Linked DNA regions of Homo sapiens: region 2 is linked to region 1. Evidence: chromatin loops called from intact Hi-C (ENCODE). Cell type or tissue: heart right ventricle. All regions are shown on one strand. Each heading gives the region's core, and the rest is flanking DNA. Links, peaks and the distances in the headings are about the cores only.

The links. Peaks named below come from ENCODE experiments on the same cell type or tissue, not always from the same donor. Only the 100,000 strongest peaks of a DNase experiment are listed, where the experiment ranks them.
Region 2: it touches region 1 in a loop (2.3-fold over the local background); 25 of 110 quality-filtered maps call a loop at or near these places.

What each region holds. Positions count from the first base shown.
Region 1 is chr4:76,069,734-76,078,887 of GRCh38, forward strand. ART3 (ADP-ribosyltransferase 3 (inactive)) reads left to right here and starts at 4,976. Exons shown (of 12, transcript NM_001130016.3): 1 at 4,976-5,086; 2 at 6,148-6,225. The coding sequence starts at 6,157. In heart right ventricle, for the core only: no CTCF peak of the experiment used is centred there; a DNase peak (open chromatin) is centred at 4,878; H3K4me3 peaks cover 2,727 bases; H3K27ac peaks cover 3,139 bases.
Region 2 is chr4:75,890,378-75,899,531 of GRCh38, forward strand. It overlaps PPEF2 (protein phosphatase with EF-hand domain 2), which reads right to left. Exons shown (of 17, transcript NM_006239.3): 2 at 5,894-6,006; 3 at 1,474-1,601; 4 at 1,271-1,328. The coding sequence starts at 5,948. Among named protein-coding and RNA genes, the nearest start is that of PPEF2, 7.5 kb to the right of the region's middle. In heart right ventricle, for the core only: a CTCF peak has its summit at 5,546 (motif pointing right); no DNase peak of the experiment used is centred there; H3K27me3 peaks cover 984 bases.

The sequences.
Region 1 (9,154 bases), core at 439-8,438:
ATCACAGTTTGTATATCCATTTACTAGTTGGTGGACATTTGGACTGAAATCTAGACCACTTTTTGACTATTATATTTATAGATATATTTATATTTATATTATATTATAGATAATACTGCTATGAACATTTGTGCACAAGTGATTGTGTGCACATATAACATACCCAAGATGTAGGCCTCAGAGTGGAATTTCTGGATCTTGGGCATATACCCAAGATATATGCCTAGGAGTGGGGAAATTTCTGGATCATGTAGTAACCCTATGTTTAACATTTTGAGGACATTTGTTCCTTTTTATTGCTGAGTGTTATTTCATTTGTTTATCCATTTACCAGTTGATGACATTTGGGTTGTTTCTACCTTTTGACTATTATGAATCAACCTGCTGTGAACATTTGACAGGTGTGAACATACACTTTAATAATTTCTTTTAAGTATAATGAATTCCTGTTCTTTTAAGTATAATGAATTCCTGTAAGTAGAATTACGGGGTCATATGGTAAATATATAAGTTTAACTTTATGAAAACTGCCAAATTGTTTAAAAAATAGCTGTATCATCTTGCATTCCCATCAGTAATGTATGAAAGTTTCAGTAGCTCCATATTCTCATCAACATTTTATGTTGTTAGTCTTTAATTTTAGCCATTCTAGTGGATGTATAGTGGTTTTAATTTGCATTTACCTGATGCTAATAATGTTGAACATCGTTTTCTACTTGTTTGTCATTTATATATCTTCCTTTGTGAAGTGTCAGTTCAGATCTTTTGCCCGTAATCATTCAATAAAATAATCATTTTATCCTTGCTTGAAAAAGCTACAGTCTTTATTCAATCCAATTTAGCTTAGTCTGCATCTACCATGGAACTGAACGTAGCTGGAGAAAAATACAACCATCTTAAGTGATTTCATTTTAAATTCAGGTAGCCCCTTAATGCAGCCCAGCAATCATAAGGCATTCACTCTTCTCCTTTTCTAGATGACTATTTCATTCTTTCTCCAATTTCTTCAAGTCTCTGTCACTTAAACCATCATCTTTTGTTACTACTTTTTTGAGAAAATTGAAGCAAGTAGAAAAGAATTTTTATTGCAACCCACTTCTTTCCAGCATCTGCCAATATACTGTGCCTTTCCTCCTGTTCATATTAGATGAACCTCTCCTGCTCTTATCTAAGGCCACCTCATCTGCTTGTATGCTATGTCTCATCCCCTTTTGCCTACTCAAGAAGATTGACCCAATCATTCTACCCTCTCTTTGCTATATTATTAGTTTTTTCCTCTATCTACTAGATCATATCCAACATGCTGGTTTTTTTCTGTCTTTAAAAATATTTCTGACCAAGCACAGTGGCTCATGCCTATAATCTCAGCACTTTGGAAGGCCAAGGCAGGCGGATCATTTGAGGCCAAGAATTCAAGACCAGCCTGGCCAACATGGTGAAACCCCGTCTCTAGTAAAAATACAAAAATTAGCCAGGCTTGGTAGTGGGCAGCTACTCTGGAATCTGAGGCAGGAGAATCGCTTGAACTGGGGAGGCAGAGGCTGCAGTGAGCCGAGATAGGGAGGCGGAGGCTGCAGTGAGCTGAGATCGTGCCACTGCACTCCAGCCTGTGTGACAGAGCGAGACTCCATCTCAAAAAAAAAAAAAAAATTCTTGGACTCTCTTCTTTACCTTTTCCCTGGTCCCACCATCAAGCTATACTGCCTCATTCCTTTTATGTCCTTTATAGAAAAACTCCTTGAAAGAGTTGAAGATATTAACCATCTCCAATGTCTCCAATTCCTCTTTTCATTCTTTCTTAGGCCATTCTAACCAGGCTTTCATCTCCACTCTTCTATCAGACCTGCTCTTAAACAAAACTTTCAATATCCTCCACATTGCTAAATCCAATGGTCAGTTCTCAGTCCTCATCTTACTTGACCTATCAGAAGCTTTTAACACATTTGATCTTTCCTTTCTTTTGTAAGTATTTTCTTCACTTGAGTTCCAGGATACTTTTTCCACACACGGTCTTCTCCATGTCAATCAATGACAACTCCATCCTTCCAGCTATTCAAGCTAAAAATCTTGGAACTATTCTTTACTCCCCTCTTTTTCTTGCAGCCCACATCTAGTTTGTCAGTACATCCTATTGCCTCAATCTTCAAATTATATCCTGCATTTAAGTCTAAACATTTTTTTTTGTTTTTGTTTTTGTTTTTGAGACAGGGTCTTACTCTGTTGACCAGGCTGGGGTGCAGTGGCACCATCATAGCTCACTGTAATCTGCAACTCCTGGGCTCAAGAGATCTTCCTGTCTTAGCCTCCCAAGTAGCTAGGACTACCGACATGTGCCACTGCACCTGGCTAATTTTTAAAATTTTTTTGTAGAGACAAGGTCTCCCTGTGTTGCCCAGGCTAGGACTCCTGGCTTCAAGCCATCCTCCTGCCCTGGCTTCCAAATCTCTGAGATTACAAACACTTTAACTGTATAATAAATTGATATCTTTATAGATCATTTCCATTTACTTTTTTGTGAGTTATTACATTTTTGAAAATACAGTAGACTTTTAGAACCCACAAATGCTTTTCCTTATCGTATCAGGAAATACTGTGTCTAATCTACAAAAGTCGGATTTTTAACAGGCTCAAATAAAAATGGCCTGTTTCTAACAACCAAAGAAACAACAAAGCAACAACATAAACATACACTCAGACATCCACTTCATACCACCTCAGCAACAGCAACAACACACATACACACACATCTACTTCTCATTACGTTTAATGCTGCCTTCCTGATTCAAGCCACCATAATCTCTGCTTGCATTATTATAATAACCTGTCATTTAGTCTTCTTACATTCACCCTACAGACCATTCTCAGCATAACAGCCAGAGTGATCCTCTTAAAAAATAAATCAGATCATGTTATACCTCTTTTTAAAACCTGTGATTTGCTCCTTTTCTCTTAGAGTGAAAGCCAGTGTTCTTACAGTGGCCTGCAGAGATTGACATGGTCTTCCCACCACCCCCTTACATCTCTGACCTTATCTTGTACTACTCTAATGTTCCAACCATATTGGCCTGCTTACTATTCCTCAAACAAAAGTAGGCATATTCTTGTCTCAGGGCTTTAGTACGTGCTGTTCACTGTGTTTGACTGCCACAGTCTTCATGGCTGATCTCTTTCAAGTCTTTGCTCAAATACCACCTTTCAGTGAGTCTTCCCTAACAATCCAATTTAAATTGCAAACACTCCATGCGCTCCTAGTCTCCTTTGTGCTACTTATAAACAAAAGCCAAAACCATAGCACTCACTACATTCTAACATACTTGCATAATTTACGTACTTATTTTAGTTATTTGACTGCCTTCCCTCACAAGAATATAAACTTCACAAAGGCAAGATATTTATCCATTTCGTTCACTGGTATATCTCTAGTACCTAAAACAGTTCCTAGCACATTTTAAGGACTCAAATATTTGTTCAATGAATGAATGAAAGAAATTTGGTTAAAAACTGGAACAAAACAGGAATGGAGGCCAGCGACAGGAGAACTTCTCTACCTCATTTCCTGTAGGCCTACATGCTTGGAACTTAAAAGCAGGTTGTTGTGAGCCTAAGGCCTGAAGACATGCAAACTTTCTTTTTTCTTTCTAACCAAACTCCTGCTTTTTAAAAAATCATATTATTTCTGGGAGTGAGTCTGTGCTGTGTATTTAATCTTGGATTGCCAAGCCAGTGAGGTGGGAAAAGGTTGGAACATATCTCTATTCTAAAGAGTAGAGTTGGATTTTGTAAATATAGGTGTATTTCATGATAATTTAAAATGTTTTCTTGAAGTAATATATGTGTGTACAAAAAAAACACATATCATAAGTATATAGCTCACTGAATTTTCACAAACTGAATTTGTCAATGTAATTGGCATCCATAGCAAAAAGCAGAACCCAGCTAACATCTCAGATGCTCCTCTGTGCCCTTTCCAGTTACTAGCTACTACCCAGGGTGACCACTATTCTGACTTCTCATGCCTTGGAAGTGTTTTGCCTAATTTTGTTCTTGATATAAATTAAATCATACAGTATAAACATGCTTGTATCTCTTTTTTTACTCAAAATTTTGTTTGTGAGATTTATCCACATTGTTATATATGGTCAGAGTTTGTTCGTTTTCATTGCTATATAAAATTTCACTTACAGTCTAACCATTCTACTGTTGATGGATATTTGGTTTCCAGTTTGGGGGTTATTATGAATAGTGCTACTATCAACATTCTATTAATGTATTTTGGTGTATGTATGCGTGAATTTCTTTGGACATTTTTGTGTTTTTTAAATCCACAGTCAGTGAACCCTAAGTGTTCCTCAGCATTGCAGTCAGTATATTTACCATGTATGCGTTACTCAAATGACAGCTGTAGTTGCAGGCATTACCAAATCCTTCCCTCCTTAATGTTATCACTGGACTTTGTCTATACTTGGGATTCTTAACATGTTGTATTTTGGTTAAGTATGCGTATTCATGTTTTTTATTAGATTTTGAGTGCTTTTTAGTACTTTGTTTTACTTGCTTATGTATCCCGACTCCTGACGAGGTACCTGAAATATAGTAAGCTAGTTGAGCGAATGGTGATAGCTGTCACCATTGCCAGTGATTAACAGAGCAAGTTTCCCTAGTTATGTGAATCACTTAGCCTAGAGTAAAATCCATGCTTTAGTTTGATATCTCAGTGTCAAAGGATTAGGAATGGGAAGTCATTTCTCTCTGAGAGAAGCCCAGAACTGTGGGCTCAGAACTGAATGTGCTGTGTGGCTAAAGGGAATTGCTATGGCTTTACAAGCCTCTTGGAGATTTAAAGTGTTAACAGCAGTGATTCCAAGGCATAGTGTGGGGGGGCCAGATATAAATAGCAGAACACAAGTAGCGTAGTGTGCCACTGCCAAGCTACTGCTGGGGGTGTTTATAAAAAGAAAAGCATTCCTGTCTCAGCTCTCACTGTCAACAACATCCCATCCTGAAGACTTGCTTACCACAACTGAGAGTGGGGAGTCAGTTTGAGGCCTAGCATCACTTAAACTTCCTCCAAAGGCACAAAAGCCAGGTAAACCTTTTGACTTATTTACACTCAGACTAAAGAAATGAACAATTTTTAGGAAAATCCTGATCAAAGCTTGCTTAAAACATATTGCCTTGTGACAGATATCTATCATCTTATATTCAAATCTTTTTTGGAAAGAGAAGTTTAACACAAAGTAGCATGTTGGTACTATATTTTAGTATTTTTAGTAAAAACAAAACAAAACTGCTTCTGAAGAAATATGGGAAACTGAGGCCAAAATGATCTATAAAAGGGAAGACTTCTCCCTTCCCCTGTGCTGTTCATTCTCATTTTTAGAATCCAGAATATGGTGATTGGTAGGGTAAAATAGAAGCTTCATTTGAGTTACATTATCATAAATACTGGGATGAATATTAGGCATTCGGCCAATAGTTGTATAATCTTAGAATTGCTGCCTACCCAGTTCCTTCTTATTCTTGTTCCCGCCTTCAGAAAGTTATGTAAGACACTTATTTTACCCTCGGGCTTCTCTTGATTGTATTTGGGGGAAGGGGGCCATCTCTGACAATCCACTGCTTTGTACCACTACTGACCTCATCATCTCCTCTGTCCCACTCAAAAGGGCATGACAATGTGCAAAGAGGATAGAAGAATGGATAATGTGCATGGACATATTCCTGGGGAATTCTTAGAAACTGGGAGCTAGGGGACCAATTTGAGACTGCTGTTTTTTAGTCTGATTGTGTTATTTCCTGTGCACGCTGAGGGGAGATTTAGAGATGGGAAGAAAATATGACTCCCAGTGACTGTGGTGGGAGAGATGACATGTCTGGAGGAGTATGGAAATGCACAGATTTAATCTTGAGCAAATCACTGAAATTCTAAGGTGTTTTTGTTTCCTCGTCTGTAGAATGAGAGCATTAGACCACTAGATAAAGCCTAATGGCTCTTGTAGCCCGTTAGGAATTTATTGATAATCACTTCCTGACCATCATGCTATCCACTCACATTCTAAATGAAAAAATACGCAGTGTCATCCTATTCTACTTCCCTACACCTCTTTTTTGAGTCTACTGAATTGAAATTTCTTTATTTTAATTTAGAAGAGAAAAATGAAGACGGGACATTTTGAAATAGTCACCATGCTGCTGGCAACCATGATTCTAGTGGACATTTTCCAGGTAATGTTGGGAATGGGAAGCATGTGGTCATTGGAATGGAAATTCGTTTTTTTTTTTTTTTGAGACGGAGTCTCTCTCTGTCGCCCAGACTGCTGGAGTGCAGTGGCTCGATTTCGGCTCACTGCAAGCTCCGCCTCCCAGGTTCATGCCATTTTCCTGCCTCAGCCTCCCCAGTAGCTAGGACTACAGGCGCCTGCCACCACGCCTGGCTAATTTTTTGTATTTTTGGTAGAGACGGGTTTTCACCATGTTAGCCAGGATGGTCTCGATCTCCTGACCTCATGATCCGCCCACCTCGACCTCCCAAAGTGCTGGGATTACAGGCGTGAGCCACCGCGCTTGGCCTGGAATGGAAATTCTTGATATAACATTACCTGAGGCATCTGTGTGGCTTGATGGTGGAAATGAAAGTAGGTAGGATAGGTAAATTAATTATAAGTAGCTCTTTTCATTTTAAATATGTGACAGATTAACTGTAAAAAGTTGAAAAAATTAAAATTAAGCAAAAAGAGGAAAGTAAAGATTATTCATAATTCCTCCACTCAGAGGGAATGATTCCCAACCTGTTGGTGTATACAGGCTTCTTGGCTTTTTTCTATGTGTATACTGTTTTTAATTTACAAAAATGGGTTCACACTGTACATAGAATTTTTTCTTTGCATTTTAAGTTAATACTATGCTGCATGTCACGCATGTCATCAGATATTCTGAATATATGTTTTTCTCCAAATAAGATAATGCTGCATTGTTTGATTACATGTTTTTTAATTAATGACCATTTTCCCACATTTTTTTTCTGGCAGAACTTTTATGATTTTATTTGCAATTGACTCTTTAAGCATCCTGTAACATATTTTTATGTAAAATATAATATTTCACTTGATTTTTTTTCCCCACGTTGTTAGCTGCCACATTACTTGTGGGTATTTGTGCACCATTTTAGATGCCTTTTTAAAAATATCTTAAATTCTTAAACTGTTATCCTTTTTTGAATTTAATATTCTAATCCATTTTCTATAGAATCATTGTGTATCCTGTTTCCTGTGTCGCAGTATGTTTTTTATTGAAATATAATTTACATACCATAAAAATTCACCATTTTTAGCTGTATACTTCAGTGGTTTCAGTATATTCATTATGTTCTGCAACCATCACCACTATCTGATTGCAAAACATTTCCGTCAACCCAAAAAGAAACCCTGTACTTATTAGCAGTCAGCCCCAATTTTCTCCATCCCCCATTCCCTGGCAACCACTGTCTACTTTCTGTGTCTATGGTTTTGCCTATTCTGGATATTTCGCCTAAATGGAATCATACAATATGTGACCTTTTGTGTCTGGCTTCTTTCACTTAGCATAATGTTCTCAGGAGTCCTATCAGTACTTCATTCTTTCTTATAGCCGAGTAATATTCTATTTTATGGCCGTACCGCATCTTGTTTATCCATTTATCAGCTGATGGACATTTGGGCTGTTTCCACTTTATGGCTATTACGAATAGTGGTGTTGTGAACATTTATGTACAAGTTTTTATGTGAACATGTGTTTTATTTTTCTTTTTAAAAAATTTTCTAATCATATAGTCTTGACATATTGAGATACTACAAACACTATTTGGTTATTTGGTAGCATTACAGAGTAAAGTTTACTTATATATAGGAAATATATATGTAAGAATGAATTTGGGGGTTATGATTTATGATTCATAGCAAAATTACCTATTGTTGTGAACATGTTTCACTTCTCTTGGGTGTACACCTAGTAGTGGAATTGCTGGGTTGTACGGTAATTTTATGTTAACTTTTTTAGGAACTGCCAAACTTTTTCACACTAGCTGCATGGTATTACAATCCCACCAGCAGTATATTAGGATTCTAATATCTCTGCATCCTTGTGTTACATGTTACTTGGTTTTTCATCATTTATAGCCATCGTAGAGGATATGAAGTGGTATTTCATTGTGGTTTTGATTTGGTTTTCAATATACTCTTGCAACATAATTTAAGTGTATTTGTTCTGTAATTGTTTCATGATTTGCTTAGCCAGTTTCTCTCCTTGACCTTTAGGTCATTTCCATATTTTTGTAAGAAATTTTTGGTAATTGAATTTCATTAGTATGGGCTTTTTTTCTCGGTGGTTATATCAGAGAAATATAATCAGCTTGTTCACCTAGCCTTTTGTACCTGTTTTTTAGTATCTGTTCAGTTGTCCCTGAATAGTGGTGGCATTTATGAACTTTGTCACTGCTCAAGGCACGCACCATACAAAATACACAATCAGCTATGGTGTCTGGCCAGAAAGACTTGATGTCTAAAATTAGACATTTGGAGACTGGTTAGAGGCATAGGGAAAAGACAGGAACATAGTAGATCAACTCTGATATAATGTAAGGAATGTGGGAGGTGTTTTCAGGGTCTGGTGTCTTATACGGTGTTGAAGTCTTGAAGATAAATCAGGCATTGGCACCCAAGCTGCACTCTGGTACATTCTGTGCTGTGGAGGAAAGTGCATTTCTTGGCTATGAGATGGCAGTGATTTGATCTCCTGAAGCTCAAATTCCCATGTCAGGAAACTGACCTACAAACCCAGGACTACGGGGGTCTTAATGACTTCCATGGCAGAATTCTCTGTGGCTAGTAATCAAGATAGTTTCTGAAGCTGGCACAATTCCCTCGTTTGTAAAATGGTGTTAACTATTTTTTGTTAACCTTTTATAAATGTTGTAATGAAGACAGAATTACACTCTTTTTCAAGTGCTACATAAATGTCCATGGTCTTCATAATTGGAAACATTCTGATTCTTTAGAGGCAACAGAACAGTTTGGTTAAGAGGACAAGACGGCCGGGCACGGTGGCTCACGCCTGTAATCCCAGCACTTTGGGAGGCCGAGAAAGGCAGATCACGAGGTCGGGAGATCGAGACCATCCT
Region 2 (9,154 bases), core at 749-8,748, 180 kb before region 1:
ACTCAAGAGGCTGAGATGGGAGGATCACATAAGCCTGGGATGCAGAGGTTTCAATGAGCAGAGATGATACTACTGCACTCCAGCCTGAACGATAGAGTGAGACCCTGTCTCAAAAAAAAAAAAAAAAAGTCCTTCCCTGGACTATTGAAGCAGGACATGGTTAATCTGGCTTCAGCTTCAGCTCCAGCACAGAAGAGGAAAAAGGAAGGAGAAAGTGACAACAGTCTAGGATGGGCAGGAGGAAAAAGTCATGCTTTCTACTTTTATTCTAAAAGATCAAGATTTGTCAGACTTAGAGAGTACAGAAATTTAGGGACCTGGATTTGCAAGCAGAAGGAAAGGGGAAAGCCAGTGTGGAAAAATCACAGGTATTTATGTTGCATTTAGTGAGCGCAACAGGTGCATCAGACCTGGCAGTGCCTTCCAGCAGCTTCCAGCTGCCAGCATTGGCATCTCCAGACTGAGGACTTATTTCCTGGATCCGGATGGCAGGCCAGAAATGCTATGGAATTAACAACCTCCTGGCTTGGCTCAGTGGTTCACGCTTGTAATGCCAGCACTTTGGGAGGCCGAGGCAGGTGGATCGCTTGAGGCCAGGAGTTCAAGACCAGCCTGGTTAACATGGTGAAAGCCCATCTCTACTAAACATATAAAAAATCAGCCAGGTGTGTTGGTGCACACCTGTAATCCCAGCTACTTGGGTATCTGAGGTTCAATCACTTGAACCCGGGAGGTAGAGGTTGCAGTGAGCCAAGATCATGCCACTGCACTCCAGCCTGGGTCACAGAACGAGACTCTGTCTCAAAAAAAAAAAAGAAAAGAAAAGAAAAGAAAAAGCCTCCTTCCTATACTTCTCTCCCACCTCCCCAGCCGCTTTCAACCAATGACTCCTGGAGTTGACACAGAAAAACTCCAGTTCCCTTTGCCTGCAGGGGGTATAATTCTGAGGCTTGCGTTTTGCACTGTTTCCTAGGCACACTGAGTTGCTGGACTGGCTGCGATTCCTTTCCTGAATCCCTTCCCCACTCCCTCCCACCCCCAGGGTTTCTTGAACTTAATAAATGAATTCCTTGCGTCCAAACTCTTGTCTCCAGGTGTGTGTTCAGGAGAACCTGGCATAAAACCCCAGTCTGCCATTTACTCCTCAGCCCCTTGCTTATTCCCTGGCTGTCACCAGATTCACGGTTTCACTCCCTGTGCATCCCCCACCTCACCGTGTAATCTATGGCCTTGCGACAGGAGGACATGACATGTGGCAGTTCATACTCACTGTCGTTGTGGCTGCTGGGGATGAAGTGATCCATGAGATAGCTGAAGAAGTCATGGAGCTGCAGAAGAACCCAAGGAGACGTGGCTTTAGAGGTGAGCGAAAAGAGAACCCACAAGTAGTCCAGTTGGCCTCACTTTAGGAGCACCCGAGCCCTGCTGCCCAAGGGAGAGCAGGAGGCGGCTCCGTCCCACATCTCATTGTACCTTGACTTGGTCTTGCTGCCCAGCATATTCTATAGACTGGAAGATGCTCCAGGTGCAACGCCGCCTCATCTCCAGGCGGGCCACGTAGCGCCGGTACCATCTCTGGATCAGGGCTGCTGCCTTGAAGGCTATGACACCGATGGAGAAGCAAGCCTGTGAGCTCGGACTCCCTGGGCCAGGGGTTTGGGGGTAGGGAGAGGAAGCTGCTCAGCCCTCTCCCACTGTATATGTGAGGACAAGATGGAGCAGAAGCACTACCCATTGACGCCCATAGGAAGTATTTCCCTTTCTGCTGGCAATAGTGCTTTTCCCCATTTCCTGCCCCTCCCCTTCATTCCTGCCTGATGGTTATACTCATATCACTGTAGGTTGATTAGAATTCCCATGTATTGATGAAAACATTTCTGTATAGGGATGAAAAGGTTGGACTGCCAGGATTCCGAGAAGGAGATGTAAACTCATGAGATTGCAAGGATGCAGCATCCCTGACAGGTTATAATGCGGGGGTGGGGTGGACATTTTGATATTGTGACAATAGACTGGATGTCAGGACACCTGGGATCTAGACCTAGAACTGCCCTGACAAGCTCTGTGGTTTCAGACAAGTCATCTGGGGCCTCAATGTCCTCATCTGGAAAAGGGGCGGGGCCAGATGAAGACTAGGAAAAGCAAACAATAAACGAATACTCAAATGAATGCATCATACGATGTCAGGGGGTAGCAACTGTGTCCCAGCTCCCATGCTTGCCATCCCCAGTTCCATGATATCCCTACAGGCTTTAAGCACCCCCGTCATAAGATAGACAGCACTGACCATGCAGTCCCCCACATGGCCACTGGGCCTCTCATTTTTGCCAGGACCTGTGCTAGGTGACCAGGTAGGGCAGGTTAGGGTGTGGAGTTTCATTCTTTATATAAGGTTTAGGACCTGTGTGGTCAAGTATTGTTGCCAGAGAAGGGAACAGCTGTCCACATAACTAGATTCTTTTTAAGCTCCAAGGCTTAGATACACTGCTGGTGATGAATGGACTATTTGTGGATAAAGCTGGATTAGAAATCCTGCAGGCTGGATTAGAAATCCTGCAGGCTGACTCAGGTCAACCTCATAAAGAGTAGACAGATTGATTTAATATGTTTCGTTTGCATTAGACAGATAATAGAATTCTTGCTGATTTCCCTAAGAGGAAAGATGATGGTGACATGGGAAAAGAGAAGCTGGGAGGAACTTAAACAAAGATAAATTTGATTTCCTATGAAAAAAATTCATACTACTAGTATTTCTCAAAGGCACTCACTAAATAGTAAGCGATGAGGTTGAACCCCACTGACTGACTTCTGTAAAACCATGTTCAGAATAGTGAATGAGGCTGGGCGTGGTGGCTCACACCTATAATCCTAACACTTTGGGAGGCTGAGGCTGGTGGATCACCTGAGGTGAGGAGTTCAAGACCAGCCTGGCCAATATGGTGAAACCTCATCTCTACTAAAAATACAAAAATTAGCTGGGCATGGTGGCAGGCATCTGTAATCCCAGCTACTTGGGAGCCTGAGGTAGGAGAATCATTTGAACCTGGGAGGCAGAGGTTGCAGTGAGCCGAGATCGTACCACTGCACTTTAGCCTGGGCTAGAGACTCTGACACACACACACACACACACACTCACACACAAAAGAGAATAGTGAATGAAAGGTCCAGGGCTGGTGCTACAGATTCTTTAGAGATTCCTGGTAAACATGCAGGTTGCTACACCTCACCCTGGACCTGTAACATCAGAATCTCTACCGCTGGAATCCAGGAAGGAATCTGAAGGTTTAACAAGCTCCATACATAATTCATACTTGTGCTAAAGTTTAAGGACCACTGAAGAAGATCATGGACATCAATGTTGTCTGCTAACACCTTGCCCTGAGCATTCTATGGCCAGTGCTGCCAATGATGAGACATACGTATTACATCCTCAGTCTTGCTTTGGCTACTCAGGCAGCAGAAGTGGGCAACACCTTTCATTCTCCCTCTTTTTTTCTTCCTCCCGGTTGACTATCTGGTAGGGTGTGGTGGGGAGCTGGCTTGCTTTCAATTGAGATGGGCTCTGGGAAGTGCAGGATCTTTTAATATCCTTTATCCCATCATGTATTTTTAATAGCACAATGCAAAAATGTATAGGCCCCTCTTACTTGGGCCATGTGTAAACTAAATTATTAGGGTACAAGTTACAAATACACCTGGGCTGTAAAAACTCTACATATAACAACACTGTGAGAAAATTGTGAACCAAGGCAATGCACAGTAGGGTATGGGAGAATAGGTAAATTATTTAAGAAAGATAGAACAGAGAATTTTTTTGATGGTTACCCTCTTATTTTTATTATCTTTGTCAAGAATATTTATGTCTCTATATACAACACTGATTTAAAGGAAAAAAATGATGCCTCTAGGAAGAAGTACCTTTCTGTAATGGAAGTATAAGCTTGCCAAAAGGTGCAATAAAAACTTAATGAATTATGACATCCCTTTAAGGAAAATAGAGAGCCTAATATCGACTTCCAATAAGAAATGGCATGCTTAAGCAGATGTAGGACTCCCTCACACTCCAACACATTAAGAAAAGCTGCATAAAATAAGCTAAATTTCTTTTTAACCAATAGTTGAAATCAAAAGCATTGAAGGGAGATCTCCGGGTGCCAGAAATGAAGACGGAACCCATAGCCAAAGGCAGTTAGAGGCACTGAAGTCAGGCAGGCCCCAGGGGAATCTCAACCAGACACATGTCTCAGGAGCTGGGGTTTAACACCTGTATGGGGATGAGAGTGAGTTCCTGGGTTCTGTGCATGGCAGGGAGTGGTAACTGGACTGTCTGTGAAAAGGCAGGAGCTGGGGAAGTTTCTGTACCTTGCGTGATCTAATAAATCTCTGCCTACCGGCCCCTGTGGTAGCAGGAGCTGAGCTGACCTAGAACTCAGTGAGATAGAAAGTCTCAGCCTGTGGCGTGTGTGGGTTGAATTCGTGTTATTCACAAGATAAGGAAACCCTGAGCTGAAGCTAATTCCAAAATTGGTCCAAACAAGTGACAAACTGGGAAAAAATATTTGCAATTTATATCACAGTTGATATCCCTACCATATTAGAAATGATTTCACTCGGTCACCCAGGCTGGAGGGCAGTGGCATGATCATAGCTCACTGTAGGCTTGAACTCCTGTGCTCAAGCAATCCTCCCACCTCAGGCTCCTGAGTGTCTAGGACTACAGAGGTGCTCGCCACCACACCCAGCTAATTAATTTTTTTTTTTTTTTTTTTGCTGGGCATGGTGGCTCACTTCTGTAATCCCAGCACTTTGGGAGGCCGAGGCGGGCAGATCACCTGAGGTCAGGAGTTCGAGACCAGCCTGGTCAACATGGTGAAGCCCCGTCTCTACTAAAAATTCAAAAAATTAGCCGGGCATGGTGGCACCCGCCTGTAATCCCAGCTACTTGGGAGGCTGAGGCAGGAGAATCGCTTGAACCCAGGAGGCGGAGGTTGCAGTGAGCCGAGATTGTGCCATTGCAATCCAGCCTGGGCCACAGAGGGAAACTCGGTCTCAAAAACAAAAAAAAATTTTTTAGGTTGGGCACGGTGGCTCACGCCTGTAATCCCAGCACTTTGGGAAGCCGAGGCAGGCGGATCACCTGAAGTGAGAGTTCAAGACAAGCCTGGTCAACATGGTGAAACCCAGTGTCTACAAAAAACACAAAAATTAGCCAGGCGTGGTCGCGGGCGCCTGAAATCCCAGCTACTCGGGAGGCTGAGGCAGGAGAATCGCTTGAACCCAGGAAGAGGAGTTTGCAGTGAGTAGAGATCGTGCCACTGCACTCCAGCCTGGGCGACAGAGCAAGACTCCGCCTCAAAAAAAAAAAATTTTTTTTTTGTAGAGATAGGATCCTTGATCTGTCGTCCAGGCTGGTTTCAAACTCCTGGGCCCAGGTGAGATTCTCTCATCTCAGCCTTCTAAAGTGCTGGGATTACAGGTGTGACCCACAACTCCTGGCCTATTGTTTTAAAAAAAAAATTGTTAGATTGGCCACTAGAGGGAGCTCATGCTTCCTTCTTCCCACCTCATGACCTTTGGACGTGCTCTACCCTCTGCCTGGAATGTGTTTCATCCCCTCTTTGCCCAACCTTATTTCATTCATTTGTACCTGGGTAGTTTGGGATCAACCCCAATGGACAACACTAACTTCCTGAGCGAATGTTAATTCTGTCAAATATACTTCAACTGGACATTTTGGTGGGCATGTCACAAGGAGGAGAAGCTGACCTCTAAGAGCTGGCCTGAGGAGAAATTTAAGGGTTTTTCTGCTTCTACCCTCAGAACCCCCAACCCTCTCCATGCAATATGGGCTTTGTGGTACCCACAGCTGGTTTGGAAAGTGGGAAACACGTACCTCTCTCTGCATTCTGGAAAGCAAAATGATGTTGGGTGGAGGTGCCGCTTCCCATAGTTTAAGCGCAATGCTCCTGCAGGACGCAGCAGATCCAGAGGACAGTGAGCTGTTTGCTGACAAAATGAAGAGAGAATCTGTAATAGGAGATGCAGGCAGAGTATTAAATCGGGTGGGCCAAATTGTCTATGAATCATGTGAGAGTATCCTCTCCACCTCTCCAGTCTAAGTGCACAAGATGTTCCTCCCCTGAGAGTTCCCTCCATTTGTCATTCCCTAGGTCTCCCGTTTTCAACCTTTCCACTGCCTTTTCCTTTCAGTCTAGAAACATACTGAAATCTCTTATTTTGCATTCTCAAAGCAATTCATCCGCCACCTCCTCCTCCCTTGACCTCCTATATTCCTCTAACTGTCACCCAACCTCTCTTGTCTTCTCATCCAGATTTATCTCAAGGGTAGACTACAGTTTTCTCTTTACTTCCTCTCAAAATCACCTTTTTCATCCTCACTATTGATCAAAGCCTTTCCTGATGCCTCTAATGTCTTCATCTTTTCAGTCCTTACCTTGCCAGAACAGCAAGGCCATCTGTCTCCATAGGCCACACCTTTCTTTCTTTCTTTCTTTCTTTTTTGAGACAGAGTCTTTCTCTGTCACCCAGGCTGGAGTAGTGCAGTGGCACAATCTTGGCTCCCTGCGAGCTCCGCCTCCTGGGTTCACGCCATTCTCACCCCCTCAGCCTCCCGGTTAATTTTGTTTTTGCATTTTTAGTAGAGACGGGGTTTCGCTGTGTTAGCCAGGATGGTCTCTATCTCCTGACCTTGTGATCCGCTTGCCTCGGCCTCCCAAAGTGCTGGGATTACAGGCGTGAGCCACTGCGCCTGGCCAGGCCACACCTTTATTTCAATTCTACACCTTGAGCTTCTGTGATACTAAACTCTTATGTTTACTCCCATCTTCCTGACTACTTACTGTCTCTGCTTCTTGAGCTCATTTTCCTCTGTCTGTCCCTTATATGTTGATTTTTATTTGCATTCTAGTCTCAAATATCTGTTGATCTCACGTGGTATATGCTCCCTGGCTGGTTTAATTAACTCTCACATTTTCAGCTATCACTTCCTACCTCTTAGATCTCTGTCTCCATCCCAGATGATCCCTAAACTTCAGCCCCACATATTCAGCTCCCTGCTAAACACTTTGATTGGGGTGTCTCAGACTCCAAACAGAACCCATCTTCCAGGCCATGTGCAGTGGCTCATGTCTGTAATCCCAGCACTTTGGGAGGCCAAGGTGGGCTGATCACTTGAGACCAGCCTGGCCAACATGGTGAAACCTCATCTCTCCTAAAAATACAAAAGAATTAGCTGGGTGTGGTGGTGCACACTTGTAATCCCAGCTACTTGGGAGGCTGAGGCAGGAGAATGGCTTGAACCTGGGAGGCAGAGGTTGCAGTGAGCCAAGATGTGTAACCACTGCACTCCAGCCTGGGCGACAGAGCAAGACTCTGCCTAAAACAACAACAACAACAACAAATCTTCCCCAAAAGCCTCGTCTGCCGAGACCAGCTCAGTCAGGGAGACCCTAACCCAGCGGTGCTAGAGGAATTAAAGACACACACACAGAAATATAGAGGTGCGAAGTGGGAAATCAGGTGTCTCACAGCCTTCAGAGCTGAGAGCCCTGAACAGAGATTTACCCACGTATTTATTACCAGCAAGCCAGTCATTAGCATTGTTTCTGTATATATTCGATTAACTAAAAGTATCCCTTATGGGAAACGAAGGGATGGGCCGAATTAAAGGAATAAGTTGGGCTAGTTAACTGCAGCAGGAGCATGTCCTTAAGGCACAGATCACTCATGCTATTGTTTGTGGCCTAAGAATGCCTTTAAGCGGTTTTCTGCCCTGGGCGGGCCAGATGTTCCCTGCCCTCATTCTGGAAAGCCCACCACCTTCCAGCATGGGCGTTATGGCCATGATGAACATGTCACAGTGCTGCAGAGATTTTGTTTATGGCCAGTTTTGGGGCCAGTTTACGGCCAGATTTTGGGGGGCTTGTTCCCAACATTCGTCTCTCTTCTCTCCTTTCTTCAAACTCTGTGCTTTAACTACCATGACCTCTGTGTTTCTGCTCTTACCTGGAATGTTCTTTCTATCCCACTTCTCTTAAGCTGGCTAACTTTATTCATTGCTAAAGGCTCACTTTAAGTATCACCTTCCTTAAAGAAGCCAGCTTGACCTGCTCCTCCTCTGAGCTCCTGAATATCCTGTTCACATTTCCATCACTGCAATACCATATTACAGTCTTTAATCTTGTATCTCTCTACTATTAGACTGTGAGTTCCTTCAGAGAAAGACTGTAAGCAAATTCATCATTTTATCCCCAGGATTTAGCACAGTGCCTGACATGTAGTAGGGATTCCATAAATATTAACTGAATAAACTTTATGCCTTATTTATTTTTTGCTGACACATAATAATTATACATATTTATGGGATACAATGTGATATTCTGATACATGTATACATTGTGTGATCAAAGCATAGTAATTGGCATATCCATCACCTTAAACATTTATTATTTCTTTGTTATGAGGACATTCAAAATTCTCTCTTCTAGCTATTTGAAATATACAATGCATTATTGTTAGATATAGTCATGGTACTGTACAATGGAGTGCCAGAACTTATTCCTTCTATCTAACTGTAACATTGTACCTGTTAATCAACTTTCCTCATCTCCTGCTTCCTTCTATTTTCCCCAGTCTCTAGTAATCATTACTCTATGCTCAACTTCCATGATCTCAACTTTTTTAGCTCCCACATATGAGTGAGATCACGCAGTATTTGTCTTTCTGTGCCTGGCTTATTTCACTTAACATAATGTCCTCCAGGTTCACCCATATTGTCACACAGAACAGGATTTCATCCTTTTTATGGCTGAATAGTATTCCACTGTACATATATACTACATTTTCTTCATCCATTCATCCACTGATGGGCATACAGGTTGATTCTATGTCTTGGCTATTGTGAATAATGTTACAATAAACATGAGTATGCAATTGTCTCTTCAAAATACTGATTTTGCTTCCTTTGGATATACACCCAAAGTGTAGTGGGATTGCTGGATCATTATGCCATATTTCTTTTTATACAACAAAGATGACACTTTCTCTAGTTCTTCTTCAGGAGGTAATGTGAGATGTACTGACTTAACATCAAGAGCGAATCCCACTTCTTTTACTCTTTTCTCTACCTCATTTC